Regions from separate parts of the Homo sapiens genome. Here region 2 is linked to region 1. The links are chromatin loops, found by intact Hi-C in ENCODE. Cell type or tissue: B cell. All regions are shown on one strand. Each heading gives the region's core, and the rest is flanking DNA. Links, peaks and the distances in the headings are about the cores only.

Evidence for each region. Hi-C counts contacts between places; a loop is a spot of excess contacts. Peaks named below come from ENCODE experiments on the same cell type or tissue, not always from the same donor. Only the 100,000 strongest peaks of a DNase experiment are listed, where the experiment ranks them.
Region 2: a loop joins it to region 1, with 17 times the contacts of the local background. A loop is called at or near these places in 3 of 110 quality-filtered maps.

The regions. Positions count from the first base shown.
Region 1 is chr17:7,197,099-7,212,363 of GRCh38, reverse strand. It overlaps DLG4 (discs large MAGUK scaffold protein 4), which reads left to right. Exons shown (of 20, transcript NM_001321075.3): 2 at 4,125-4,190; 3 at 8,112-8,165; 4 at 8,297-8,356; 5 at 8,548-8,672; 6 at 8,771-8,940; 7 at 9,035-9,171; 8 at 9,317-9,461. Among named protein-coding and RNA genes, the nearest start is that of DLG4, 13 kb to the left of the region's middle. RefSeq lists enhancers at 306-820, 821-1,335, 7,145-7,194, 15,072-15,265. In B cell, for the core only: no CTCF peak of the experiment used is centred there; DNase peaks (open chromatin) are centred at 4,647, 7,093 and 7,163; H3K4me3 peaks cover 1,512 bases; H3K27ac peaks cover 3,031 bases.
Region 2 is chr17:7,126,625-7,141,889 of GRCh38, reverse strand. It overlaps LOC105371512 (a long non-coding RNA gene), which reads right to left and starts at 10,643. Exons shown (of 3, transcript XR_934191.3): 1 at 10,562-10,643; 2 at 4,092-4,652; 3 at 1,127-1,212. It also overlaps the pseudogene RPL7AP64. RefSeq lists enhancers at 8,155-8,264, 10,395-10,932. In B cell, for the core only: CTCF peaks have their summits at 5,243, 5,452 (motif pointing right) and 8,237 (motif pointing left); DNase peaks (open chromatin) are centred at 5,469, 8,249, 8,939, 11,069 and 3 weaker places; H3K4me3 peaks cover 2,115 bases; H3K27ac peaks cover 3,823 bases; H3K27me3 peaks cover 1,120 bases.

The sequences.
Region 1 (15,265 bases), core at 2,264-10,263:
TTAATTTGGGGGGCCAACAAGGCTCTGTGGTTCCTTAAACTCTTGAAGAAACATGGGCTGCCTATCAGGTGGGGCTGGACTGCAGGGGAGAACTATGCTGGTTAGAGTAGGAGATGCCTTGGAATCTGAGGAGATGCTATCCACAGCACCAATCTTGCGGGGGTTTGGTGGGAGAGGCAGTGTAGATCCCTTGGGGGTTCTTGTGAGAGAAGTGCTGTTTGTTTCCCTGGACTCTGGGAGGCCAGTAGTGACGAGATGTCCAGTGAGGTTTTGGAATGGTTTGGGGTCTCGCGATGTTGGGGTTGGGGGATTAGATGGGATGGAATAAGGGGTCCCTGAGAACTAGAGAGATAAACTGGTAAATTTAAGTCTGTCTTTAATTGTAGAGGGGTCGGAATAGAAGTATACTGTGGAAAGTGAAGTTCACAGAGAAACAGCGTGAACCAGGGAAGTTGGTGGCTAAGAGGGTCTCCCCTCACCCCTCTCTCCCAACGTGACGCTCTTCCTTACTGCGCAGGCGCCGTCACCCCCCCCCCCCCCCCGCCGCAGCCTCCAGTTGCCGCGGCCGCCGCAGCCCCCGCCCCTCTGCCCCTCCCCCTCCCCCAACCCCCGGGACCCTTGATATCCCACCTACCCCCTTCCCTCAGTCCCCCTCCCCTTCTCCATGTCGGCTCGGAACAGATTCGCCTCCATGTGTCTCTGCGTGGTACGTGCCGCGGTATGGGCTCCGGCCCGCTCCCCCTTCCCGGACCCCCGCAAATATCAGGGTGCAAGCTTCAAGCGCTGTCGCTCTTCCTTCTGCTTGGTGCGGGGTCTCTGGGTTGCAACTTCTCGTGGACAGGCGCCGTGGGTCGCCCCTCTTATCATTCACTTTGACTCACACCCCTATGTTTTGGGGGTGCAAGCCTCAGTTCCAGGTCATTCTGTGCAACTGGGGCTCTGGTGAGGAGGGGGCCAAAGGGGAAGGAACAACAGCGACTCCGTCCGTGTCCCCCATTCCCCAGGCCTTTTACTTGTTTTAAGCCCTAATATATTGGGGGTGCAGATATGTCCCAGTAGCATCTGAGTTGTCTGGGTTAGGGCCCTGAGTCCCAGTAGGATAAAGGATGGGGGGGGTCCTCCTTTCCCGTCCTGCTTTAGTTGCCCTGTAATCCAAGACTGAGAGGTGCTGATCCCCCACCGCCCCAGCCCCCCAGTCTGCAGTTTCAGAATTACTCTCCCCCGCCCCCACCCCCACCCCTCCCGACGTTTCTCCCCGCCCCCCTACATGTACGTCGAAAATTTCCAGAGACTGAACCTAGTCCCTAACCTCTTCCAGCCACATTCTGGAAACCCTGGCACCCATTTCTTGTTCCCCATTTTCTCCATGTTGCCTCCCAATCCTGAGGAGCCTTTTCTTCAGTGCCAGACACCACCCTCCCTCCATGGGGGTGGGGCAGGGAGAGGTATTGGGGGCTCGCTGAGATAAAAGTTTACCTTCATTTCCTCCCTAGAATAAATGATGAAATGGCCCTCCTCATGTTTCCATTTTCTTTGGGTGCACGCTGACATTTCCTCCTCAGATTCAGGAATTTTCTCTCTGAGGTGGAGTGAAGATGGAGAGGCACTGGACTCAAACCCTCCCCCAGACTCCAAAACTTGGAGCTTTGGTCCTAATTTACCTTGCAGGGAATTGGAGGCCTTGTGAAGGAAGAGTGGATAGCGGAGAGCGGCTTCCACCCCTTCCCCCAGGTCTCAATTCTGGGGCTTGCCCCTCAGCTTGTGCACTGCCCAGGTAGAAGACCACCTTCTCAGGATGTGGAATGAACAGTCTCTGTTGGTTCATAGAACTCCTTTATTCAAGACAGCTCAGCCTTGGAGGAGGGCTATTTTGTGTGTTCTCCTATTTTCCTTCTCTACTTTTTGTGCCCATCGGATTGAAATCTGGAGTTCAGGATTCTCTCCAAGTCTGTGGCCCAGAGAATAGACTCAATCTTGCTGAGCCCGTTTTCCTTCTTTAAGACTCTTTAAATGTATCAGGGTGCTTCTTGATTTGAGTTGTCTCTGTGTTCTGGGTTTGAGAGTTTTCGTGCTGACAGGACCACTTCCCTTCTCCCATTCTCTTACTGTACCCTTACTCTACAGCCAAAGTTGTGTTATATTCTCAGCCTTGATTCATCATCTTTAACATTTTCAGAATCCTACTCAAGGATTGGCCATTGACCTTGATAAGCTTCCTCCCATTTGATCTCGCAGCTGCTGCCCTCTAAGTATTAGGGCACTCTCAGCCTCTCAGAAACTTTTGGGAGGGAAATTCTGCTCGCCCTCTCTCTTTTTTGTTTTGGAGATGGAGTCTCACTCTGTCGCCAGGCTAGAGTGCAGTGGCATGATCTCGGCTCACTGCAACCTCCGCTTCCCAGGTTCAAGCAATTCTCCTGCCTCAGCCTCCCATGTAGCTAGGATTACAGCCATGTGCCACCACGCCCAGCTAATTTTTGTATTTTTAGTAGAGATGGGATTTCACCATGTTGGCCAGGCTGGTCTCTGACCTCAGGTGATGTACCCACCTCGGCATTATAAGCATCAGCCACTGCTCCTGGCCTCTCTCTCTTTTTGAGACAGGGTCTTACTCTGTTGCCCAGGCTGGAGTGCGGTGGCGTGATCATGGCTCACTGCAGCCTCCACCTCTTGGGCTCAAGCAATCCTCCCACCTCAGCCTCCTTAGCAGTTGGGACTACAGGTGTGCACCACCATGCCTGGCTAATTTTTGTATTTTTTGTAGACAGGGTTTCACTGTGTTGCCCAGGCTGGTCTCCAACTCCAGCTCCTGGGCTCAAGCTGTCTGCCTGCCTCAGCCTCCCAAAGTGCTGGGATTGCCGTGCCTTCTCTTTTTACCCATGTGTACTGGGCGGTGCATTCTGTCTTCTTCAGTTCCTGAGGGATCCCTGCGTATGATACCTTCCCCTTCCTGAACCTGGAGCTTGGAGGGTCAGTCTCTGTGGAGGCCCGTTCCAGAGGAGAGGAGCAGGCGAGGGCAGAGGCGGACACGGAAGGACCCAGGCAGAAACGCTGTCTTCTTCTGCTGTCTCCATCTGCCCTTTTCCTCCTTCTCTGGCCCCCAGTTAATCTCATTTTACTGTTGTCCCTATTAAGCTAGCACAGGAGGCCCTTGGGATGGCAGCTGATTAACTGGGCAGGGAGTCAGGGGTCATGTTGGGCCTTTCACCCCAAAAGAGCAGAGGGAGACCAGAAATTCACTCTGAGGCTCAGCATGCTACCCTCCTCCCCAACCAGGGAGGCTGGCACCCATTCTTGCCCCTGTCCTGAGCCCTGCTGTCTCTGTTCTTCCCCTTCCTCCCCCAGCCCATGCCCTTATAGCATAACCGGATTAGCTGGCTGGGCTGTGGGCTGTTGCAGGGGTAGGGCCAGACTCCCGGGGCCCCTCTGTTGACTGCTTGGAAACCAGCAAGGGCAGTGAACTGGACAGGCTTAGCCTTGTCCTGTCTCGGGGGCTGATACCAAGTACCTTCTGGTGGAAGGGGTGACTTCAGTCCTTGCCTAAGGAGTGCAAGGTAAAGGAGAGCCAATCACCTGTGGGGTAGAGGCTGCAATGGGGAGACTGAGGCCATGGAGGTGGGGCGCGGGGAGGATGCCATGCAGAGTAGGAGCAGCCAGAGGGGTAGGGGAGGGGAGGCTAGAACAAGAGTGAGTCTGAGATGGTGAGAGAAGCAAGGAAGTTGGGGACTGGAGGCAGAGAATGGAGATGTGAGTGTCGGGGCTAGAGCTCTGAGAAGCTGGAGGGACTCGAAGATGAAGGTGGTGGGGAAAGGGGTGAAGACACAGATGCCAGAGGGGCTATGCCCACCAGAAGGCCAGTGTCCCAGGATGTGAGGAGTAGGAGTTGGGGGATGGGATTGGGACCTGGGGATTGATGAGAGGTGCTGAGGCCCTGGCGGGAGAGGGGGCTGTTGGGAGAGTGGAGAGAGGGGAGCCAATGGGCTAGAGGAGAGGGAGGGGGAGGAGCTGGTCAGGCCCCAGGGCCTTCCGCACTGCACTGGCTGGGGGAAGAGGCGGCGGCCAGGGCGGCCAGCCTGGAGCCTGAGGCACCGGGCTGGCCCCAGTGACACCTCCGTCCCCATCCCCAGAAATACCGCTACCAAGATGAAGACACGCCCCCTCTGGAGCACAGCCCGGCCCACCTCCCCAACCAGGTAAACGCCCCCGAGCTGGTGCACGTGGCGGAGAGGAACTTGTCCCACCTCGAGGCTGGCCACGGGGTCGTGGGCCACGCCCACCTCTCCCCCTTCAAGGTAGGAGACCCTGGTGGCCCCCTCCCCAGTGCGGCCCTCGGAGCCTCGGAGCTGCAGCAATCCCTAAGGGCCGGTAGGGTGAGAGAGAGCCGTGGGGAGGGGGATGCTGGGACTGGGGGCGGGGGTTTGGGGCTTGGGCTCCTGGGGTCTGGGGGAGGGGGCGTTTGTGGGGCTGGAAACACCTTGGTCCCACAGAGGAGAAACAGGCCAGGCCAATGGGAGTGGATGTAAAGCCTAAAGCAAGAATGTGTGTGTGCGCGCGTGCCTGTGCGCGTGTGCTGTGTGTGTGCCTGTGCGTGTGTGCATGCATGCGTGCCTGTGTGTGTGCTGTGTGTGTGTGTGCGTGCGTGCGCCGTTTGTGTGCCTGTGCGTGTGCTGTATGCGTGTGTGTTGAGGTGTGTGCATCCCCCAAGAGGCCCCCACGCCTGGGACCTCTTCATTCCTTCACACCCCCAACCTCCATTTCCATTTTCTGTGTCCAGAGCTCTGTTCCAAGCGCCTGCTGCCCTCATTTGCTCTTGTCCCTTCCCCGCCTCCTCCCCCTACCTCCGCCTCTGGGCCTGGCTCGCCCTGTCCCCAAGTCTCCAGCTCTTTCCATCTGTCTGGCCTGAGACTTCACATGGTGGGGCCTTGCTGCCTCGTCCCCTGCCCCAGCTTTGCTCCACTCCTGAGTTCTCTTCCCCCTCTGCAGCCTTTCCTCCCTGCTGGCTGGCTGGCTGGCTGGCTCTTGATGCTGTCTCTCTCTTCCTCCCACGCATTCTCCTCTCCCTCTCCCTGATCCCCAGCCCAGGCCGCTGGGGCCTGATCAGTCCTTTCCCTCATCAGTCCTCTCCCTCCATCAGCCAGCTCCCCTTTCCCATGTTCCCTCTTGCCTATTCATCTTCACCTTCCCTCTTTTCCTCCTCCCCTCTCTCATCCTCTTGGGTTCTCACCTCTGCCATATCTTCTTTCTATCCCCCTCTGCCCCCTCCATCATCCCCCACCACCTGTTTCCCTTTCTCCTCTCTGCTCACAGCGTCCTCCTCTCTCCAGTCCCGGGAGGCCTGGTTTCTGGGACCTTCCATTCTCCAGTCCACTTTCCATCTTCCCCTTCCTCCATCTCCTCTTCTGGGGACACAGGATGGGGAGGACTGGAGAGCACCAGGCAAGCTGTGAGATTGAGGGGACACTGTGGGGTCAGGGTGGGGATTCTAGGATGTTGTGGGATGCTCTGGGAAGGGGGAGGTTGCTGACATTTCACCAAGAAGATGGGGAGGAGGTCTCTGAGCCTAGGGAGCGGGCAAGCAGGTTCTGGAGTTAGAACTGGCAAGAGAGGAGTTGGGGGATAGGAAGGGTAAGAGGTCCTGGGTCAGGGGCCAGATAGGGATAAGACTGTGAGATCAGGGCAGTGAATGAGGCTGACAGAGCAAGGAAAGGAAGGCCCTGGAGACAGGGATGGTACAGAGTGTTTGTGCGAATTCTGTGGATGCTAGGAGTGAGGGAAAGAAGACTAGAGATGCTTTGTGCAAGGCAGGGCCATTAAATCCCTGAGCAGGGGGAAGAGGAGGTAGGGAGCCTGAGGGGTGGTAGTTAGTACAGAGCTGCTGCTGATCAGAGCTCAGGAGCAGAAGGGGGTGGAGGGAGAGAGTGTTGGAGGCCATAAGCATGGGGTGGAGGTCTCAGGACAAGGCCTCACCTGGGGAACAGGAGAAGCCCCAATTTTCAGAAGAGAGGGGAGTTGATTGAGAAGTGTAAGATTGTTACTTGAGAATAATCTTGAGGGTATGAAGGTAGGGTAAGGGAGAATGGTGATAAACTCTCTGGGGAATCAGAAATTGAGATGGAGTAGCTGGGTGGGGTGGCATGTGCCTGTAGCTACTCAGGAGGCTGAGGTGGGAGGACTGCTTGAGCCCAGGAGTTCAAGGCCGCAGTGAGCTATGATCACACCACTGCACTCCAGCCTGGGTGACACAGCGAGACCTTGTCTCTGGAAAAAAAGAAATTGGGATGGAGGATGAGGCCACATTGGTAAGGGATGGGGCTGGAGGGTGCGACAGGGCCAGGGAAGCGGATGGAGAATGGAGGCTGGGGTTGGAAGATGGATGTTGAAGGGCGAGACAGGGATGGAGATGGAGCATGTGGGATGCGGGCAGAGATAGGGATGGGAAGCAAATGAATGTCGTAGTGGATGAAGGTGGGTGTGCTGGGAAGGAGGTTCCAGGATAGGGATGGGGATGGGGATTGAGGATGGGCTATGGGATGGAGGACGGGCTATGGGATGGAGGACGGGCTGCGGGATGGGGGACGGGCTGCGGGATGGGGGACGGGCTGCGGGATGGGGGACGGGCTGCGGGATGGGGGACGGGCTGTGGGATGGGGGACGGGCTGTGGGATGGGGGATGAACACGTGGATGAGATTTTGGCAGTCAGTGACTGTTGGTTGGACAACAGCATTTGCTGATATGTGAAGGGTTGGAGGGTGGTGTTAATAGATTTATGGGTGTGAAATCTGTGATACAGCTTGAAAATGGTCGGTAGTTTGTAGGCTTGAGAAATAGCAGTAGGAGAGGGGAGGGACCCCTTTGGACGGGGAGAGCGGGAAGGAGACTGGGGAATCCTTGCGCTTGGGCGACTGCAAATACATGTTTCTTTAAGGAGGAAGTAGGTTGGGGACCCCGGAAGGAGGCTCTTGGCGGCCTCCCCCCATTGCCATAGAGACGTGGCTTCGGTTGCCCTGGCAATTGGGGAAGCCCCTAGGACCGGGCTAAAGCGGGCCCCGCCTGGGAGTCTAGAGACCAGGCGATTGACGTCAGGGACCTGGGCACGCCCCACTTTAACCCTTTCCCGAATGAAGTGGGGGGAGGGAGTAGATGAGCGGGATAGGACCCGGATGTCTTTCACCACTCCCAGTTCCTGACGTCCTTTGCACTGCGTAGGGTGAGGGGCGTAGGGGAGCGAGGAAGGCAGGTTATTCAGGATGCGCTGCGCCCACAAACCTCTTCAGCCCGGCCTCCTCTCGGCCTGGCTAACGTGGGGCGGGGCCCAGGGCAGGAGAGGCGGGGCTAGCGGATCCCTTCTGCGCTCAGGAGTTTGGTCGGCCCCAGGCCACGCCCCACCCCCCTGTTGTCCTGACGACAGGGCCTCCTGGAGGTGGGTCTCCCCGGGTCTTGACTGGTCCTAGATACCGTTGCTAGGCAACACGGTCCTTAGAGGAAGGGGTGGATTGGACGGCTGGTTGGTGAGACCGAGGGAGGGGCCTGCAGCTGGGGAACCCCGGATTCCCGGGGTGCAGGGTTTAGGGCAAATGTCTGTGAAAGTGAGGGGCAAGTCTAGGGGAGGGTTATGAAAATATCTGGGTAGATATGGGGGGTTGGGGGGATGGGGCAGGAAATGGGGACCAGGACCCGGTGGACATGATCCCTGGGGTGTCCATGTGTAGCACATAAGGCATGTAACACCCTGTGGTGTTACATCCGGTGAGAAGCTCCCTTCCCCCAAGCCTACCCCCCTCTCCCCACTCTTTGCCATCTGCTGCTCCCCTCTCCGTCTGGCTGTCTCCCTTCCCGCTTCTCCTACACCTCCTTCCACATGCAGGGGGCCCCGGGCTGGGCAGAGTTAGATCCTTGCGCGTGTGCATCTGTGCGTGTGTGTGCGCGTGCGCATGTGCACGCGTGTGCGTGTGTGTGATGTGGATTGAGGCTGGGCCCTTGAGCAGCTCTCAGGGTGGCGGAGTGGGCTTGGCTAAGAGGCTGAAAGGGTAGCCACGCTGATGGGACCCTCCGTTATGGGCTCCCTCTCGAGTCAAGGCTCAGGCTGCTTTTTGTCTCTTGTTTTCCCAAACAGGCCAATTCTCCCCCAGTGATTGTCAACACAGATACCCTAGAAGCCCCAGGATATGTGAGTTGTTTAGATTTTGGGGCTGGGGCCATTGCAGAAGGAAGGAGGGAGTAAGGGAGGGCAGCAGATGACGGGCAGGTGGTCAGACAGGAATGTCTGTCTCACTGCTTTTGTGTTTCTGTCCCGTGCTGGAGTTGCAGGTGAACGGGACCGAGGGGGAGATGGAATACGAGGAAATCACATTGGAAAGGGTGAGCAGGCTCCTCCATCGGCAGTCCCCGTGGCCTCCCGTCTGTACCTTTCTTTCTGCCATGTGGTCTGGGTGGCTAGCCCCTCACCCTGTGCCTTCCTCCTCTGGCTGCTCCAAGCCATTTCCCACCCCACTTGCCTTGCCAGACTTGGGCAGTGAGGGGAGCTGACCCTCTTCCCCTCCTTCACCCAGGGTAACTCAGGTCTGGGCTTCAGCATCGCAGGTGGCACTGACAACCCACACATCGGTGACGACCCATCCATTTTCATCACCAAGATCATTCCTGGTGGGGCTGCGGCCCAGGATGGCCGCCTCAGGTGGGGAGAGGAGACAGGGGTTAGGTTGCTTGGTCCCTGGAGAGGGAGGGCCAGGGCAGCAGGAAGCTCTTGGCTCAGGCCCACCTTGCTGCTCCCAGGGTCAACGACAGCATCCTGTTTGTAAATGAAGTGGACGTGCGCGAGGTGACCCACTCAGCGGCGGTGGAAGCCCTCAAAGAGGCAGGCTCCATCGTTCGCCTCTATGTCATGCGCCGGAAGCCCCCGGCTGAGAAGGTCATGGAGATCAAGCTCATCAAGGGGCCTAAAGGTAGTAACTCATTTTGTTCCCACCCCCATCCCAACTGTCCTGTGCCCCCAAGCCTGCTTCCTGGGCACCCACCTCTGGCCTCCCCTCCATCCAGGTCTTGGCTTCAGCATCGCAGGGGGCGTAGGGAACCAGCACATCCCAGGAGATAATAGCATCTATGTAACAAAGATCATCGAAGGGGGTGCTGCCCACAAGGATGGGAGGTTGCAGATTGGAGACAAGATCCTGGCGGTGAGGACTCCATCTAGCCCATTTTCTAGCCCAGATTTGGGTCTCACCTACTAGCCCTGGCAGGCCCAAGTTCATCACTTCACCCCAGTGCTTCTGTCTTGGGCCATTTGTGGCTTTGTCTGAGCTTTGCTTTCCTTGACTCCAGGTCAACAGTGTGGGGCTAGAGGACGTCATGCATGAAGATGCTGTGGCAGCCCTGAAGAACACGTATGATGTTGTCTACCTAAAGGTGGCCAAGCCCAGCAATGCCTACCTGAGTGACAGCTATGCTCCCCCAGACATCACAACCTGTGAGAGCCCTTCAAACACCAAAGTTCCCCATGACCCATCCCGTTTAACCCATGACATGCAGTCCCACGACATCCCTGTAGCTGTCCCTCTTCAGATATTCCCTATGAAATAGCCACAACCTCTGATCCTTGCTGTTGTTGGAGAAGAGATGGAAAATCAATTACCATAAAAGAACTAGAAAAGATCGTCAACGATCTCTCTCCTGGAAGGCACAAAGCCTGGTTGGTTTTATGGCTAATTTTGTGAAATTCTCAAGGAATAGATAATTCTTCTGCTCTTCCAGAGTACAGGAAAAGATAAAAGATTTCACATTTCATTTTATAAGGCCAGTTCGAATGGTCACAAGGATAGTGTAAAATAAGGAGAGTATAGACCCGTTTTGCTTCTGAATAGAGATACAAGAGTTTACAATAATATAGTAGCAAAGCAAACATGGCAGCATGTTAAGGGAATAACATAGGGTTTGTTTCAGAAAACTAAAGATGGCTCAATATTAGGAAATCTCTTAATATGATTCATATATTAAAACGTTACGGGAGGCTAAGTGTGGTGGCTCATGCTTGTAATCCCAGCACTTGGGAGGCCAAAGTGGGAGGATTTGAGACCAGCTAGGGATTTGAGACCAGCCTAGGCAACAAAGCGAGATCCTGTCTCTAAAAAAATTAAAAAAATTAGCACGTGCCTATACTCCTTGCTACTTGGGAGGCTGAGGCTGGAGGATCGCTTGAGCCGAGGAGTTGGAAGCTGCAGTAAGCCAATGATTGCGCCACTGCCCACCAGACTGGGTGACAGAGCGAGAGGAGAAAACGATGTGATTATCTTAAATAGACGTGAAAAAGGCATTTGGTGAAATTCACCATCTCTTTTGGATGAAAGCTTTTAGTAAACTAGGAACACAGAAATTTTCCTTAAGATGGTGAAGACTAGTTATCAGGAACCAGTAACAAACATTTTATAATGATACAATTTTAGCAGTGTGTCCATTAACTTATTTTTTAATTTAATTTTAATTTTTTTCTTGAAATGGAGTTTCGCTCTTCTTGCCCAGGCTGGAGTGCAGTGGTGTGATCTCAGCTGACTGCAACCTCTGCCTCCCAGGTTCAAGTGATTCTGCTGCCCCGGCCTCCCGAGTAGCTGGGATTACAGGTGCCCACCATCACGCCTGGCTAATTTTTGTAGTTTTAGTGGAGACAGGGTTTCACCATGTTGGCCAGGCTGGTCTCGAATGCCTGACCTCAGGTGATCTGCCCTCCTCGGCCTCCCAAAGTGCTGAGATTACAGGCGTGAGCCACCGCGCCCGGCCTCCGTTAACTTACAAAGAGGGCAGGGATGCCTCTTCCCACTGCTATTATTCTTCATTGCTTTAGAGCAGGGTTTCTCAGTGTTACTCCTGACATTTTTGGACCCAATAACTCTTCATTGTGGGGGGTTGTTCTGTGCCTTGTGGGATATTAAGCAGCATCCCTGGCCTCTGTCTATCAGATGACAATGGTACTCCTCCCCCTCAGTCATAACAATTAAAAAATGTTATGACAGAATTGCCCCAGCGAAATTATGGTGGTTGAGAATCACTGCTTTAGAGATTTCAGACAGTGTAACAAGACAAGGAGAATAGTTACATTTGGAAGGGAAAAACAAAAGTTATCTCTATTTGTAAATTATACTACTGTGCATCTAGATCAAAATCTAAGTGAATTAACTGGAAAAATATGCAAAGTTAAGAATGTGGCTATTTGTTGGCTGGGCGAGGTGGCTCATGCCTGTAATCCCAACACTTTGGGAGGCCAAGGCGGGCGGATCACCTGAGGTCAGGAGTTTGAGAACAGCCTGGCCAACATGGAGAAACGCTGTCTCTACTAAAAATACAAAAAAAAATTAGCTGGGTGTGGTGGCGAGCGCCTGTAATACCAGCTAATCCTGAGGCTGAGACAGGAGAATTCCTTGACCCTGGGAGGCGGAGCTTGCAGTGAGCCAAGATCTCACCACTGCACTCCAGCCTGGGCGATAGAGCGAGACTCCATCTCAAAAAAAAAAAAAAAAAAAAACCAAAACAGGCTGGGCGCGCCGGTGGCTCATGCCTGTAATCCCAGCACTTTGGGAGGCCGAGATGGGTGAGTCACCTGAGGTTGGGAGTTCGAGACCAGCCTAACCAACATGGAGAAACCCCATCTCTACTAAAAATACAAAATTAGCCGGGCATGGTGGTGCATGCCTGCAATCCCAGCTACTCAGGAGGCTGAGGCAGGAGAATTGCTTGAACCTGGGAGGCGGAGGTTGCGGCGAGCTGAGATCGCGCCATTGCACTCCAGCCTGGGCAACAAGAGTGAAACTCTGTCTCAAAAAACGACAAAAAAAAAAAGGAATGTGGCTATTTGTAAGATAAATAACAGGAATTAGTAACTTCCCAGCAATAAGAAAATGTAGTGAATAAAAAGCCCCCTTTTGCCATAGAAAAAATTTCTATAAAATTATTAGAAATAGAAACTTGACAAGAAATGTAAGATTTGTATGAAGAAAATGACAAAACTTTACTGAAAGACATAAAACAAGACTGGAAGGGGTGAGGAGTCACACCGTGTCTCTGGATGGAAAAACTTAATATGCTAAAGATCTCAACCGGCTCCAAATTAATCTACATTCCATTCAATCCTAATCAGAATTTTAATGTTGTTTCCCTACTGGGAACTTGGAAGGTTGACACTAAAGTTTGACTGGAAAAATTTGTGTGGAAAAGCTAAGACATTTTGGAAACAAATAATGAGGTGTGGCAGCCCCTACAAAATATGAAATAATACTGTAAAACCATATTAAAATCATGTGGTACTATTCCTAAATACCATAACCTAACAAAAGGAACCTGGGCTCCTTGGAAGAAGGGTCAATTTAAAATCTTTTTTTTTCTTTTCTTTTTTTTTTTTTTTTGAGACGGAGTCTCGCTCTGTCGCCCAGGCTGGAGTGCAGTGGCACGATCTTGGCTCACTGCAAGCTCCGCCTCCCGGGTTCATGCCATTCTCCTGCCTCAGCCTCCCGAGTAGCTGGGACTACAGGTGCCCACCACCACGCCTGGCTAATTTTTTTGTATATTTTAGTAGAGATGGGGTTTCACCGTGATAGCCAGGATGGTCTTGATCTCCTGACCTCATGATCCCCCCACCTCGGCCTCCCAAAGTGCTGGGATTACAGGCCTGAGCCACCGTGCCCAGCCAATTTAAAATCTTTGGCAATAAATCTGTAAGATGAGCTTCTAACTTCTTTCATACTAGAGAGCAAGGAAGGTATCCAGGACTAATAGGGTCTCAGCAAAGACACAGGATCCAAACTGAAGGTGCTTCTACTGTCCAGTGAAAACTCGTTAAATATATTAAAATCTTTAAGATCATAATAATACTTAAAAATATTTTGGCTGGGCGCGGTGGCTCATGCCTGTAATCTCAGCACTTTGGGAGGTTGAGGCAGGCGGATCACCTGAGGTCAGGAGTTCGAGACCAGCCCGCCCAACATGGCGAAACCCCGTCTCTACTAAAAATACAAAAAATTAGCCAGGCGTGGTGGTGGGTGCCTGTAATCCTAGCTGCTGGAGAGGTTGAGGTGGGAGAATCCCTTGAACCTGGGAGGCAGAGGTTGCAGTGAGCCAAGATCGCACCACTGCACACCAGCCTGGGCGACAAGAGTGAAACTCCATCCCAAAAAAATAAATAATTAAAAAAAAAATTGGAGGATGCTAGGCAATCTCATTCATTCTGAAATTGGTGAATGAATGGAAAGAGGCATGCAGAGAGAGGCATGCATTTATCCTCCCTTTCATGTACCAGCTACCTCAGAGAGTAACCAACAGGTTGACATAGGGCTGTTTTTTTGTTTTTGTTTTTGCTTTTTTTTTGTTGGAGGCAGGTCTTGCTTTGTCACCCAGCAGGCTGGAGTGCAGTGGTGTGATCTTGGCTCACTGCAACTTCCGCCTCCTGGGCTCAAGCGATCCTCCCACCTCAGCCTCCCGAGTAGCTGGGATTACAGGCGAGTGCCATCATGCTCAGCTAACTTTTTTTTTTTTTTTTTTGAGATGGAGTCTCACTCTGTCACCCAGGCTGGAGTGCAGTGGCACGATCTTGGCTCACTGCAACCTCTGCCGCCCGGGTTCCAGCAATTCTCCTGCCTCAGCCTCCCGAGTAGCTGGGATTACAGGGCCCTGCCACTGCGCCCAGCTAATTTTTGTACTTTTAGTACAGATGGGATTTCACCATCTTGGCCAGGCTGGTTTTGAACTCCTGACCTTGTGATCCACCTGCCTCGGCCTCCCAAAGTGCTGGGATTACAGGCGTGAGCCACTGCGCCCAGCCTCAGCTAACTTTCAACTTTTGTCTTTTGTAGAGATAGGGTTTCACCATGTTACCCAAGCTGGAGGAATTTTTTTTTTTTTTTTTTGAGAGGGAGTCTCGCTCTGTCACCCAGGCTGGAGTGCAGTGGCACAATCTTGGCTCCTTGCAACCTCCGCCTCCTGGGTTCAAGCAATTCTCCTGCCTCAGCCTCCCGAGTACCTGAGATTATAGACGTAAGCCAGCACGCCCAGCCTATTTTTGTATTTTTAGTAGAGACGGGATTTCACCATGTTAGCCAGGCTGGTCTCAAAGTCTTAACCTCAAGTGATCTGCCTGCCTTGGCCTCCACAGTGCTGGGATTACAGGCATGAGCCATCGTGCCTGGTCGAGATTTTTCTTTTTTACAGAAGAATTCCCACTAGTAAATGACAATCACCACCATTTTGCAGTCCTTGATACTTATCAGAACCAGGCGGTGATTGTCAGTGTGGCTAAAACTTACCTGAAAGGCTGATGGGGCGCTAGATAATGGATGGACTGGGCTGATGACCCTGAACCTACCATTAATCTTACCTGACAGAAAGACAACCAGGCATTATTGCATCCTGTGGTGATGCTGTAGGAAGAACGTAGCGCTACCTATGAAGTATACAGGAGTTACTAAAAAAAACTCTGAATTGAACTTGAAACTGATCAAGCCTCCAGAATGAACTGCCAGTTTACAGGAGATACAGGGGCAGAGGCATAGGCTAAACAAACCACAGGAGGGTAAGCAGTAATTTCCCTGTTAGAATTTCCCTCATAGGCTGGTCAAGGTGGCTCATGCCTGTAATCCCAGCACTTTGGGAGGCATAAGCGGGTGGATCATTTGAGTTCAGAAGTTCCAGACCAGCCTGGACAACATGGTGAAACACTGTCTCTACTAAAAATACAAAAATTAGCTGGGCATGGTGGCGCGCGCCTGTAATCCCAGCTACTTGGGAGGCTGAGGCATGAGAATCACTTGAACCTGGGAGGCAGAGGCTGCAGTGAGCCAAGATCACGGCACTGCACTCCAGCCTGAGACTCCTTCTCAAAAAAACCCCAAAAAAACAAAAGAATTTCCCTCATAGAATGTGGGAAATTCTTTTAGACAAATGACCTAGTTTTTTCAACGAATGGATGGCAGAGAGGTGGGGGGAAAAAAGAGGGAGAAGAATTTTATGGATTAAGAGATTCGAGTGACACAGGAACCCAGAGAAAACCCCCAAAGCGTAATATTAATGCTCCCTTTGACTTCCCCATCCCTGGCATACTGAGGACATATAACGTTCAAATCCTTTATCCCCTAGGACAACCAGCCTCTGATGTCACCTATAAATTCCTGACCCCTGATGTCACTGTGATCTGATATCCCCTTACCACCCCACCCTGGCATCTCTGGCAGAATATCTTCCCTTCCACCTAACTTTGGCTCTTCTGGCACCCTGGGGAGAAGGTTGGGTGGCGGG
Region 2 (15,265 bases), core at 3,809-11,808, 72 kb after region 1:
CTCTTAGAGTCAGAGTCTGCATGACCCCTAAACTACAATTTCTGATCTCGTAGCTAATCTGTTAGTCTTGCAAAGGCAGACTGGTCCCCAGGCAAGAAGAGTCTTTTCGGTTAAGGGCTATTATCAATTTTGTTTCAGAGTCAAACCACGAGCTGAATTCCTCCCCGAAGTTTGTTCAGCCCACGCCGAGGAATGGACAAGGACAGCTTAAAGGTTAGACGCAAGATGGAGTCGGTTAGGTCTGATTTCTTTCACTGTCATAATTTCCTCAGTTATAATTTTTGCAAAGGAGGTTCCATTGCCTCCCCAGTGACTGTGGATCTCGTCACACCTGCCATTGTAATCGGTCCTGATAGCTTCCGCCACCTTAGCCAGAGCTGCTTTGTCTTCCCAGTGAGCCTGTGTGAAGGTGACAGTCTTTTCTGGGGTCTTCCTGCAGACCAGGCATCTCCGTCCTGCCTTCCCCTGGATAACGCAGTAAGGGAACCCCACTGTAGGACACAGCGCAGACAGAGAGACAGCAAGCTCGACGAGAGTCACGTGCAGTCACCACCAGCTGAGGCTTCTTGTTCTCCACCAAGGTGCTGTCGGGGTTAACCCTGCTCGTGGGACAGTTGGGGTCTTCATGGAGATGCCCCCTTTGCCGGCAGCTTTCTTCTCTGCACGGGCCAATAGCCTCTGCTTCTTTTCTTGCCCTGTCTCTGGTCTGTACCATGGTCCAGCTGATGCAGTTGAGGAGCTGTTTTCTCGGTCCAAGGCCTGGATGAGTCGGTCACTTGCAGGAGGCACTTTCAGCTGCTCGTGGAGGTCAGCCGTTTGCCACTGCAACCAGATGTAGTTGGGCCATTCAACAATCAACAAAGCAGGTGAGGTCCCTTTTGGGCTGGATAGCCTGTTCAATGCCAGATTCTTAAGCCTTTTCTCAAATGCCGAAATTCTTTTTTTTTTTTTTTTTTTTTTGAGACGGAGTCTCACTCTGTTGCCCAGGCTGGAGTGCGGTGGCGCGATCTTGGCTCACTTCAACCTCTGCCTGCTGGGTTCAAGCAATGAGCAATGAGCCACTGTGCCCGGCCTCGACTGCCTTCTTATTTCTGCGATTGCCACCAGATGCTGCTGCTGCAAACAAGTCCCGCTCAGCCAGAGGCCACCCCTGCCGTGGCTGCGCTGTAGTCACCGTGGATCTGGCTATAGTTTGATGCAGTAATACGGGAGCTAAAAAGAAATTACTTAGGCAGTTGGTGAGGGTAAGAGAGTCCTCGGTAAGGCATCCCTTTTAACAAAAAGCAGCCCCCACATCATTTCTTTTCTAACAAAGAGCAGCCTGTAAAATCGAGCTGCAGACATTGACAGGCAAGCTGGAAGCTTGAACGGGTGAATGGCGGCAGCCGTGCCAATCGGAAAAGGCTACCTGGGGCCAGGCATGTTCAACATGGAGGCTTCATCTTCCCTTTTCCTTATCAACCACCTGTACAGTAAAGGAAGCAGCAACATGATGCCAACCAGGTAGAGAATCCATTTGCATAATAAAAGATTAGGGTGGGGCGGCCAGCTTCTTCTTGCACTATGTAAATGGCATACCTGGTCCCGCAATCTTTTGGGCTCTGTGTAAATCAGACACTGCCTGGCCGGGTGGGTGCGGCGGCTCTCGCCTATAATCCCAGCACTTTGGGAGGCTGAGCCGGGTGGATCACCTGATGTCAGGAGTTTGAGACCAGCCTGACCAACATGGTGAAACCCCGTCTCTACTAAAAATACAAAAATTAGCCGGGCGTGGTGTGCATGCCTGTAATTCCAGCTACTCGGGAGGCTGAGGCAGGAGAATCCCTTGAACCTGGGAGGCAGAGGTTGCGGTGAGCCGAGATCGTGCCACTGCACTCCAGCCTGGGCAACAAGAGCGAAACTCTGTCTCAAAAACAAAACAAAACAAAACAAGGCAAAACCTCCAAATCAGACACTGCCTCCTCAAGCTCACCTATAACACCCAGTGCATTTCACCTCGGAGCCAGAAGACCGACTTGGGAGCCCCTCCCTCTCTGCAGGAGAGAGAGCTTTTCTTTCTCTTGCCTATTAAACCTCTGCTCTTAAACTCACTCGTCGTGTGTGCCTGCATCCTCAATTTCCTTGGCATGAGACGATGAACCTTGGGTATTACCTCAGACAACGAGCTTCAAAAGCTTAATGGAACAGACCGTCTACCCCTGTTGTGCCCTGCTTAGCTCTGTCCCGGAAGCCACTAGGCACCTAGGCTGTGACAGTTTCAGTCTTTAACCCCCAATGACAGCTTGCTCAGGGCACACCCAGTCCCTCCTTAGTGCTGCTGAGCAACTGCACCGTGTCCTCGGGCTCCAGAGGAAAAAACACTTCAGTTCATAGCCCTGCTCAGCAGAGGTCCTCAAAGCACATCTTCTCAGCCTCTATCTGGTGAGGGGGCACCTTCAGCCTGTGCCAAACGCGGCTTCCCTCACAAACCCTACCAGGCCTTAGCACTGATACAGGATTCTAGGGACTGAATGTTTCTGTCCTCCCCACCCCGGATTCATAGGTGGAAGCCCTACTCCACAGTGTGATGATATTTGGAGGTGGGGCCTTTGGGAGATAATTACATTTAGATGAGGTTGTGAGGGTGGGGTCCCCACGATAGGATTTGTGCCCTTGTTGGAAGAGAAGGAGGCCAGAGTGTGCTCTCTCATCCACGTGAGGACACAGCAAGAAGGTGGCTGTCTGTAAACCAGGAAGTGAGCCCTCCCCAGACACTGGATCTGCCGGTACCTTCACCTTGGGCTTCCTAGCCTCCAGAACTGTGAGAAAGAAATGTTTTTTTTTTGTTTAAGCCATTCAGTCCGTGGTGTTTTGCAATGGCAGTGCAAGCTGACTAAGACACAGGGTCACTTGTTCTATTTCCTCTTCAGTCATGATGGGCTTCCCTCGGGCCCTTTGGTGCCTTTCCCCGTCAGTGGACTTCAGCTAGAGCCTCTGTTCATCACAGAGGTTCTAAGGACATTAGATCTCCAAAAGAAAGGGACTAGGGTCTCAAATTTCTTTGCTTCACAGAAGCTTTTTGGCCCCACCTTTCAGTGACCTGTCTGCAAACCAAAACTGGCAAAGAAGGGCAGTCTCCCCTGAGCCACTGGAGAAGTCCTGCCTCCCCTGCCTGGGGTAGGCGACGGCTGGCTTCCCACTTAAACAGTTAAGGGGAGCTGCTCAGTGCTTACAAAGTCATTTGCTAACTTGCCTAGACAAAGAAGTTATTAGTAACTTTTACATGTCAGCTTGGGTAAACAAAACAAGTTTAAGTTCCTGTAATCAGGCAGCATGTTTTTATTATTATTATTATTATTTTATTATTTGAGATGAAGTATTGCTCTGTCGCCCAGGCTGGAGTGCAGCGGTGCAATCTCGGCTCACCACAAGCTCCGCCTCTCAGGTGCACACCATTCTCCTGTCTCGGCCTCCGGAGTAGCTGGGACTACCGGCGTCCGCCACCACGCCCGGCTAATTTTTTTGTATTTTTAGTAGAGACGGGGTGTTTCACCGTGTTAGCCTGGATGGTCTCCATCTGCTGACTTCGTGATCTGCCCACCTCAGCCTCCCAAAGTGCTGGGATTACAGGCGTGAGCCACCGCGCCTGGCCACCATGTTTTATTATTAAAAGTTAATGGGGGCCGGGCATGGTGGCTCACGCCTGTAATCCCAGCACTTTGGGAGGTCGAAGCGGGCGCATCACCTGAGGTCAGGAGTTCGAGACCAGCCTGGCCAACGTGGTGAAACTCTGTCTCTACTAAAAACACCAAAATTAGCCGGGCATGGTGGTGGGTGCCTGTGGTCCCAGCTACTTGGAAGGCTGAGGGGGAAGAACTGCTTGCACTTGGAAAGCAGAGATTACAGTGAGCCAACATCGCGCCATTGCACTCCAGCCTGGGCGACAGAGTGAAACTCCATCTCAAAAACAAAACAAAAAAAGTTAATGGGAAGAAAAGCTATAGCCAGCAAAGGTCACAGGCAGGCTGGGTGGCTATGAGACCCCTCAGAGAGGCTGGGGCTGGGAAGGGGTGTAGGGAGGGTAGATTACATTCAGACTGACTCATGCTTACCTCAGGCTGTGAGATCCCAGCCCTCTGGGCAGATCCTGAGTCTGGAGCAGGCTTGGCTTATACCAGGTGGGGCTGGGAGACCCCTCCAGCAGGTCCCTGGAGGCCATGGCAGATGTAGCTGGGCCCAGAGCATTACATGCCATGAATGGGAGGAGAGCCGCCGTTCTGTTTGATTTTCTCTCAGCTCTCCTGTCCTTCTCAGCAAAATTAGTTTGAGCCTCTGCCTCAAAACTTGCAAAGTGAGGCTCTGAAACCCCGTCAGTGAAGATATGCTCGCATTTGGTCTTTAAGGAAATAGCTCTGAGGGACTCTCGAGGCAGTCTGTGAAGGAGGCAGGCTGCCAAGACACCGTAGGGTGATGCTGGGGGAAGAATCATCACTGGTAACCCCGATTGCAGGGAGCGGTGGTTGGCGGAATCCCCTGGCGGGAGGCGCTGTCTTCCCAGAGCAGGAGTACAGTGTCCTCTGGGTGGAGAGAACTCAGCAAGGCTGAGGGTGGGGTTGCTCAGCCTGTGCAGATTCCCTTACTTACTTGTCCCGTCTCCCCACTTCCTAATTTTACTATAAAAGAGGGAAGGAACACGAAAGTCTGTTAGGGCAGAGAGGCTGTGGATTGCATTTAGTGTATCAAGAGTAAAACTCAAGAAGCTCTTTTTCAAATAATCTTTTAAATTTGGGGCTTATAAATGCAATCGTCCTGGTTTCTGAACTCCATGTAATAGATCTGGGGATGAAACAGAAGCTATCACGGTCTCAGGCCAAGCTGCCTCAACACCTTTAGGGGCTTCGCAAGCCTTTTTCGACTCTAAGATGTGAACCAGAAAGTGTTTTTGTGATTCAGGCTAGGATGTCTTACCAGTTGGCAAAAGAAAGATAATAAGTAAGTGTAGCCAAATAGTTCTCAGGAGCTGAATAATTGAATACTCTTAGCTATGTAAGAATGATCTCTTTACTGTTTAATGTTTCACTTCAGCTACTTAGAAGTATAATGCAGATTGATTGACCTCAAGTGATCTTCCTGCCTCAGCCTCCCGAGTCGTTGGGAGTACAGGCGTGCAACACCAGTCCTGGCTAATTTTTAAATTTTTTGTAGAGACAGGGTCTTGCTATGTTGTCCAGGCTATGAAGGTAATTTTATATATTATCTTAAATGATTTTGTGCATGAAACAGTTTCGATGGCATTTTGACTGAAACCTGTCACATGAGGTCAGGTGTGACATTTTCCACTTGTGGCTCAGAAAATTTTGGATTTTGGTGCCTTTCGGATTTTGGATTTTGGGATTAGGGTCGCTCAACCTGTATTAAAAAATAGTTGGGGTGCAGGGGAGTCTCTCTTCTTTCAGACTGGCACCTGCAGCTGTGACCACACGGTGGCGCTGCTATCCTGATGTTGGGAACATAAGAGAAAAAAGAAAAAAACCCAACTTCCTAAGGGCGAAAGAGTAAACTAGAAATATGAAATGAGGTTTAATACTGATTGCAGTAATTTTTAAAACTTTGCCTTTTACATAAAAAATTGTGGTAAAATACACACCACATAAAATTTAACCGTTTTTAAGTATGCGTTTCTGTTGCACGCGGCACATTCATTGCTGTGCAACCATCCATGGAACTCTTTTCATCTTTTTTTTTTTTTTTTTGGAGAGAGAATCTCGCTTTGTCGCCAGGCTGGAGTGCAGTGGTGTGATCTCGGCTCACTGCAACCTCCGCTTCCTGGGTTCAAGCGATTCTCCTGCCTCAGCCTCCTGAGTAGCTGGGACTACAGGCGCCCGCCACCACGCCCAGCTAATTTTTGTATTTTTAGTAGAGACGTGGTTTCACCATGTTGGCCAGGAAGGATGGTCTGGATTTCTTGATCTCGTGATCCGCCCTCCTCGGCCTCCCAAAGTGCTGGGATTACCGGCGTGAGCCACCGCGCCCGGCCAGAACTCTTTTCATCTTGTGAAACTGAGACTCTAAATCCATGGAACAGCAACTCCCCATTCCCCGCCCACCAACCCCTCCCCCTGGCGACCACACCATTCTACTTTTTGTCTCTATGAATCTGACTACCTTAGGTAGTGGGATTATGCAATATTTGTCCCTGTGTGACTGGGTTATTTCACTCAGCATAATGTCTTCAAGGTTTATCCATGGTGTAGCATGTGTCAGAATTTCTTTATTTTTAGTTTTTGAGATGAGCCTGGCTCTGTCGCCCAGGCTGGAATGCAGTGCCTCAATCATGGCTCACTGCAGCCTTGAACTCCTGGGCTCAAAAGATCCGCGTCTCGCTCTTGTTGCCCTGGCTGGAGCGCAATGGCGCAATCTCGGCTCACTGCAACCTCCACCTCCCGGGTTCAAGCGATTCTCCTGCCTCAGCCTTCTGAGTAGCTGGAATTACAGGCGCCCGCCACCGTGCCCGGCTAATTTTTTTTTTTTGTATTTTTAGTGGAGATGGGGTTTCGCCATGTTGGCCAGGCTGATCTCGAACTCTTGACCTCAGGCGATCCACCCACCTCAACCTCCCAAAGTGCTGGGATTACAGGCGTGAGCCACGGCACCCGGCCCAGCTTTATTTATTTTTATAAATTTATGGGAAACAAGTGTAATTTTGTGACATGCATAGATTGTGGAGTGGTGAACTCAGGGCTTTTAGAATCTCCATCACCCAAACAAATGTACCTTGTACCCATTCGGTAACTCCTCATCATCCAGGAATATTTAATTTGAAATTAATTTTATATGAAAACAAACAAACATATTAGATCCTATATACTTGTGGCAAGTGGCTCTCCTGGAGTTTGCTGTCTTTTGACAGGCAGGTGTGTAGGTGGAAACTCTGGAGGGTGAGGTTCTGGACTGAGGCTCTTCCAGGGGTGGCTGAGGCACCATTTCTCCAGAAAACCCTCCCTGGACACCTTATTTCTGGGGTCCCACTCACTCCATGCTTGTGAACCTGTATATTTTCCTCTTATTTATTTATTTATGTTTTGAGATGGAGTTTCGCTCTTGTTGCCCAGGCTGGAGTGCAATGGTGTCATCTCGGCTCACCGCTAACTCAGCCTCCCGGGTTCAAGCCATTCTCCTGCCTCAGTCTCCAGAGTAGCTGGGACTACAGGTGTGCGCCACCATGCCCGATTAACTTTTTTGTATTTTTAGTAGAGACGGGGTTTCACCATGTTGGCCACGCTGGTCTCGATCTCCTGACCTCGCCATCTGCCCGCCTCAGCCTCCCAAGGTGCTGGGATTACAAGCATGAGCCACCGTGCCCAGCCTTATTTTCCTCCTAACTGTGCTGTTCCTGAAGGCAGGGTCCCTTCATTTCTGTGCTTCTGGCACAGGGAAGAGCTGCCACGCTATGGGCATATGGTGCCCCCCCACCCCCACCCCCCAGGACCCTCTGGTTGTGCTTGGCTTCAAAGAACCTTGTGATCTTGTCGAGAAGACAGAAAACCATTTGGTTCTGATACAGGAGTCGGGCAGGGAAGTGCTGGGGAGAGAAGGGCGGGTCTCTGGCTAGGGCTTCACCCCCGGGCCTGTGCCCACGGACCTCGGCAAGGACAGGCATTTCTGTTTTCATGCCCAAATGTTGCATTTCCCAAGACCATCCTGGCCTGCCACACCCGTATCCTGTGCCTATAAAAGCCCTGAGACCCTAGCGGGCAGACACAGAAGTGGCTGGACGTCGAGGGGAACGCACGGGCATAGGAGTACACTGACAGGTGGATGCCGGCAGGTCACTGACCAGCAGAACGATTTGCGGAGTATGGCCGAGGTGGTTGGAGGAGGCCCGGGCACTGGGTGGCCCGACTCCGGGCCGGGGGAAACCGCCTTCCCACTCCATCCCCCTTCTGGCCACCCCATCCACCTCGCTGAGAACTACCACTCCATAAAAAACCTTACACTCATTCTCCAAGCCCACATGTGATCCCATTCTTCCAGTACACCAAGGCAGGAACCCCAGGACACAGAAAGCCCTCTGTGCTTGTGATGAGGCAGAAGGTCTAATAGAGCTGATGAACACAAGCCGCCTACAGACGGCAAAACTGAAAGAGCCCCCGTCACACACGCCCACTGGGGCTTCAGGAGCTGTAAGCATTCACCCCCAGATGCTGCCGTGGGGTTGGAGCCCCACAAGCTGCCCGTCAGCAGGCTCCCCCTAGAGGTTTGAGCAGTGGGATTCTGAAAAAACGAGCTATTCCCGCTGTCACACGCCCTGCGACGGGGACAAGGGAACCTTTCCTGTTTCCGTTCCTGTTTCCAGTCCCCAGTGCCCTTGTGGTATTTCAAAAGCATGCATGTCGGCCGCGCACGGTGGCTCACGCCTGTAATCCTAGCACTTTGGGAGGCCAAGGCGGGCGGATTGCCTGAGCTCAGGAGTTGGAGACCAGCCTGGGCAACACGGTGAAACATCGTCTCTACTAAAATACAAAAAAAAAAAAAAAAAAAAAAAAAAAATTAGCCAGGCGTGGCGGCGAGCGCCTGTAGTCCCAGCGACTCGGGAGGCTGAGACAGGAGAATCGCTTGAACCTGGGAGGTGGAGGTTGCAGTGAGCCGAGATCGCGCCACTGCACTCCAGCCTGGCAACAGAGCCAGACTCCGTCTCCAAAAATAAAAATAAAAATAAAAATAATAAATAAATAAATAAATAAAATAGAAAGCATGCATGTCCTTTCAATGTAGAGTATCCACACCACAAAAAATCCTGGGTTACATGGATTTTATAAACCAGGCAGGGGGAACGAGGCCTCTAGCAACAAGACCACAACAAACATTGCAGATGCAGATAAATGCAGAACACGGTAGATTAGGGAGGCGTGATCCACTCCAGGGGCTTTCCGGGACTGATAGAACACTGCTTTACAAAACAAAGAGAAGCAGAGTTTAGAAACCTGCAGGGTGTCACTGCTCGCAGGAAACACCAGTCCTTATGAGCTGTTGCAAAAGCTGGGGACTTTCTGGTGTTTGAGCTGCTGATTTCATGGTTTTAAATGGGGCTTCTTGTACCTCACCCTGCCTTTCCAGTGCACCCAGTGGAGACGGAGGGACAGTGGCCCTGGGGGCCAATGACTTGAGAAGGAGACACAGATCTGAGGCCAGCATAGCCAGGGGTCAGGGGTCAGGGACCAGCTGGGCAGGAGCAGGGATGTGTCTTCAGGACAATGGGGCTCATGGGATTGGGGTCAATGTGTGTGAGTGTGTGTTCCTGCCTGGATTGTTTATTCAGCTTCTGCCCTGGCATCTCACCTTAGGGTCTAACAGGGACCTCAAACACAAACACCGTCTATCCCAAATTGAGCTCTTTTTAGTTCCTCTTTTTCTTTTCTTTTCTTTCTTTCTTTCTTTCTTTTTTTTTTTTTTTTTTGAGATGGAGTTTTGCTCTTGTTGCCCAGGCTAGAGTGCAATAACGTGATCTCAGCTCACTGCAACCTCCGCCTCCTGGGTTCAAGGGATTCTCCTGCCTCAGCCTCCCGAGTAACTGGGATTACGGGCACGTGCCACCACGCCCGGCTAATTTTATATTTTTAGTAGAGATGGAGTTTCACCATGTTGGCCAGGCTGGTCTCGAACTCCTGACCTCAAGTGATCTGCCTCCCTGGGCCTCCCAAAGTGCCGGGATTACAGGCATGACCCACCGCGCCCGGCCCTTTCAGTTCCTCTTTCTACATTGCGCGTTTAACCCATTCCTGCCCCCTCTTCCCGCTCAGTTAACCCTGCTGTCACTTTCTCAGCAGCATACAAAGCTTCTTCAGGAAGCCTTCCTTTCCTCGCCCACAGGCCCTCCCCAGCCAGTGCTGAGTTGATGGTTCTTCCTCCAAGATTCACTATCTACCCTTTTGTTTTTTGAGACGGAGACTTCGCTCTTGGCGCCCAGGCTGGAGTGCAGTGGTACAATCTTGGCTCACTGCAACCTCCGCCTCCCGGGTTCAAGCGATTCTCCTGCCTCAGCCTCCTGTGTAGCTGTGATTACAGGCGCCTGCCACCATGCCCAGCTAATTTTTTTTTTTTTTTGTATTTTTAGTAGAGATGGGGTTTCTCCATGTTGGCCAGGCTGGTCTTGAACTCCTGACCTCAGAGGATCCACCCACCTCAGCCTCCCAAAGTGCTGGGGTTACAGGCGTGAGCCACCGCACCCTGACATGATCTGCTTTTAATCTGACATCTTCTCACTGTTGTCACAGCCACCTCCAGTCCCAAACACCATCGTCATCTCTCTTTTGGGACTTTGGCAACAACATCCCCTGCCAACTCTCACCCCTAAAGGTTCATCCTCATACAGCAGCCTGAAGGTGACTTTAAAAAATGTAATCAGGCTATGTGTCGCCTTGTTTAACTCATCAATAATTCCCTATTTCACAGAGAAGAAAACTCTTCCGGCCTTCCATGCCCTGGAGGTCCCCGTGATCCAGCCCCTGCCTCCCTCTCTGGCCCCATCCTCTGCCTCCTCTGCTTTCACTCACTGGCCTGCTCCCTCTTCCCCAGCACATACCTGCTGTGTAATATGTGAGTGAATGAGCCAGAGACAGGCAGAGAGAGAGCCTGTGGAGGAGGGAACAGCCGAAGTACGGAATGAGGCAGATAAACACAGGAAGACAGAGACCAGGGGAAGTGGAAACAGATGGCAGAGAGGCCAGGGAATTCTCTCGTGATTTGGGGAACCCCACTTTCTCCAGGGTCCCACCCCTTGTCTTTGTTAGAATTGGGCCTGGGACAGGCTGCTAGTGGGGTTGGGGCTGATGGAGGTGTGGGAGCCGGGAGCTGGGTTCAGGACTGAGTTCTGGACCAGGCTGGAGATGGGCCGGGGTAGGAACTGGGAATTCGTCCCTTCCCAGGAGTTGGCTCTCCTGGGCTCCGCATTTTTGTGATTGGGGGTGGGGAGGGGGGCTGTCTAGGAGGGTTGGTGTTTCCCCTTTCTCTCACATCTTTTTTGCTTCCTGCTTTTGAAGTTCCCCAAATTGTTGGTGTCTCCAAATTCCCAACCAGGAACTGATGCTTCTGCTCCCATCCGCCAGCCCGAGCTGCAGGAAGCTGGGGCCTTCCTCTGGGGCTCAGGTGCCAGGTTCTCCAGCCCGCCCATATTGACTCCTGTCATTCCCCAGGGGAGTAAATATAAGTCAAGCACCTGAAGCTCAGGGGGAGGGAAGCAGAGCTTTTTCTGCAGCAACTGGAGGAAGTTAAAATGAGTAAAGGAATTGATTTTCTTTTCTTTTTTCTTTTTTTTTTTTTTGAGATGGAGTCTTGCTCTGTTGCCAGGCTGGAGTGCAGTGGCACAATCTCGGCTCACTGCAACCTCCGCCTCCCGGGTTCAAGCGACTCTCCTGCCTCAGCCTCCCGAGTAGCTAGGATTACAAGCGCGCATCACCACACCCAGCTAATTTTTGTATTTTTAGTAGAGACGGGGTTTCACCACATTGGCCAGGATGGTCTTGATCTCCTGACCTCGTGATCCACCCACCTTGGCATCTCAAAGTGTTGGGATTACAGGCGTGAGCCACAGTGCCCAGCCAGTAATTGATTTTCTTTGAGTACCTACCATGAGAGTTAAGGAATTGATTTTCACTGAGCACCTACAATGTGAGGGCTTTGCTTATACAAAAAAAAAAAAAAAAAAAAAAAAGGCTCAGTGTTAGACACTTTGCCTTACATTAACCTGTTTAATACCAACAAGAACCGAGTGAGGCAGGTATTATTATACCCATTTCCAGCTGAAGAAACTGAATATCAGAAACCTTGAGTCACTTATCCAAGGTTCCCTTATGGCTGGTAAGTGGCAGAACCAGAATTCAAGATCACGTTTGATTCTGAAGGCCCTGCCTGGCTTCCCACAGGGAGTCACTTTTACATGCGTCTGACTCTTTTTTTTTTCTGGGTTGGTGCTGGGCTTGGACATTGAGTGGTGAGTAAGGTAGTTCCTGAGGTCAGGGAGCTGGCAGTCCAGACAGGGAGAGGGGCACAAAGCAGGAGCTGAGGCCATCAGTGCCTTCATGCAACACAGATTTATGGGGACAGACCAAGCACAGGTACCTTTCTAGGTGCTGGGGATTTAGGACTGAGTGAGCCTAAGTCTCCATGCCTGGCTGTATGTGCAGAAAGATAATAACCGAAATACATAACATTCATTATCAAATGGCGATGAGTGCTGTGGAGAAAAACAGAGCAAGGAGGAAAGAGGAGAGGGGTGTGGTGGGGGTGCACAGTCTCCTGATGTGGGGACACGGGTAGCCGGGGCATGAAGCCCACCCTCTTAGCCTCTGGGCCTCTCAGACTGGTGCCGGGGGCCTGTCCATGTTTGCCCTGTCCACTTGCCTGGTGAAAGGGGGGTCCGGGGTGGCGCTGCTGCAGGTGGTCTTGGCATGGGTGGGGCGCTGTCTCCGGTGGCCTGCCTTGGACCCTGCCATTTGGCATGTGGACCCTAAAGTCAAGGAGAGCTTTTCATGTTCATGCTGGTATTTGTGTACTGAATGAACTGTTTATCATTTTGTTTCCTTAAAGAAATTGTCAGTTTGTTAAAGTACATTTTAAATCTAATTTTTCCTTAAACTTCTTGTAAGTTCAGCTTATAAAAGTAGTTATTCTTTTTTTTTTCGAGACAGAGTCTCACTCTGTCACCCAGGCTGGAGTGCAATGGCATAACCTCAGCTCACTGCAACCTCCGCCTCCTGGGTTCAAGCGATTCTCCTGCCTCAGCCTTCAGAGTAGCTGGGACTACAGGCAAGTGCCACCACGCCAGGCTAACTTTTTGTATTTTTATTAGAGACTGGGTTTCACCATGTTGTCCAGGCTGGTCTCGAACTCCTGACCTCAGGGGATCCACCCATCTCGGCCTCCCAAAGTGCTGGGATTACAGGTGTGAGGCACCGTGCCTGGCCGTAATTATTCTTTTAATAAATTGTGCTAAATAAGAGCCACCGACTTTACCTTCTCACTGATTATTGCATAATAATGAAAGTCAAAGACACGAAACTCTCTTAAATAATCAGCTTCATTCACAATGCAGTTAAATGCCTAGAAACATTTTTAAACTGAGTTTACACATTTGGTGTATTTTAAGGATTTGATTTTAACAATCAAAAACTAAGTAAATAAGGCAAATTAATATTCATAAGGAATCTCAAGGACTCTTCAACATTCCAACATTGTTTACAAACCTAATCAAATTATTTCATACATTTCAACTGAAAAAGAAAGCACGAGTCTAAAATCAAGTACTTCATTTTGTATTTTAATTTGCTATCACAGGCTAATTTCAAATCTTTTAGTATGCTGAATTTTCTTACACATTATAATACCAAATATAGATTATCTTAAATTTGGCACAAATGTATTAATACTACATGTTGGATTTACTTTGTTGCCTATATATTTAGTTTCAAACCTTCCTAGGTCTGGAATACACTTTCTTGAGGGAAAAGCATTCGCATTCTGTATCCCCTGGGGTTGCCAGGCGTTGCCTGGGGCTGCTTGCTGGACAGAGTTCTGACACTGAATGTATGCGGTCTGGGCTGCTCGTCACTAGTATAATTTTCCTGGAGCCACAGGGAGAAGCTCTCTATCCCGTTCTAGTTGCTAAATCCATGCTCTCCAGATGGGATTGAACTCACAGCCCATATTTCTTGGGTTCTATATTTTTCCATATTCCATATATTTTTTTTTGGTTGACCTGAATAGTTGGAATACTGAACCACCACTATGGTTGCAACTAAGTTCCTTCACTTTCCTGCTGGGGTGAACACAGAATTCTTTTTTTTTTTAACATTTTATTATTATTATACTTTAAGTTTTAGGGTACATGTGCACAACATGCAGGTTTGTTACATGTGTATACATGTGCCATGTTGGTGTGCTGCACCCCTTAACTCGTCATTTAGCATTAGGTATATCTCCTAATGCTATCCCTCCCCCCTCCCCCCACCCCACAACAGTCCCCGGAGTGTGATGTTCCCCTTCCTGTGTCCATGTGTTCTCATTGTTCAATTCCCACCTATGAGTGAGAACATGCCGTGTTTGGTTTTTTGTACTTGCGATAGTTTGCTGAGAATGATGGTTTCCAGTTTCATCCATGTCCCTACAAAGGACATGAACTCATCATTTTTTATGGCTGCATAGTATTCCATGGTGTATATGTGCCACATTTTCTTAATCCAGTCTATCATTGTTGGACATTTAGGCTGGTTCCAAGTCTTTGCTATTGTGAATAATGCCGCTATAAACATACGTGTGCATGTGTCTTTATAGCAGCATGATTTATAGTCCTTTGGGTATATACCCAGTAATGGGATGGCTGGGTCAAATGGTATTTCTAGTTCTAGATCCCTGAGGAATCGCCACACTGACTTCCACAATGGTTGAACTAGTTTACAGTCCCACCAACAACACAGAATTCTTTACCATTTATTCAGTGTGAGCAGGATCCAACTCTACCAGGCATTTATGATTGACTTGTGTGGATGACCTTATGGGGGAAATGCATTCTTTTCAGCTCCTACAGTGGTCTCCACCTGTCCACCTCCTGGGTGGGTTCCTTTGGCTCAACCTTTTTCCTTCTTGTAGGGACCAGCCCCACAGGGTCTGTGGGTCTCTCCCCGTGTGCGGTGACAAGAGAGTGTAGAAATAAAGACACAAGACAAAGAGATAAAAGAAAAGACAGCTGGGCCCGGGGGACCACTACCACCAATGCGTGGAGACTGGTAGTGGCCCCGAATGTCTGGCTGCGCTGTTATTTATTGGATACGAAGCAAAAGGGGCAGGGTAAAGAGTATGAGTCATCTCCAATGATAGGTAAGGTCACGTGGGTCACGTGTCCACTGGACAGGGGGCCCTTCCCTGCCTGGCAGCCGAGGCAGAGAGGGAGAGGAGACAGAGAGAAAGACAGCTTATGCCATTATTTCTGCACGTCAGAGACTTTTAGTACTTTCACTAATTGACTACTGCTATCTAGAAGGCAGAGCCAGGTGTACAGGATGGAACATGAAGGCGGACTAGGAGCGTGACCACTGAAGCACAGCATCACAGGGAGACTCTGGTTAGGCCTCCGGATAACTGCGGGCGGGCCTGACTAATGTCAGGCCCTCCACAAGAGATGGAGGAGCAGAGTCTTCTCTAAACTCCCCCGGGGAAAGGGAGCCTCCCTTTCCCGGTCTGCTAAGTAGCGGGTGTTGTTCCTTGACACTTTTTGCTACCGCTAGACCACGGT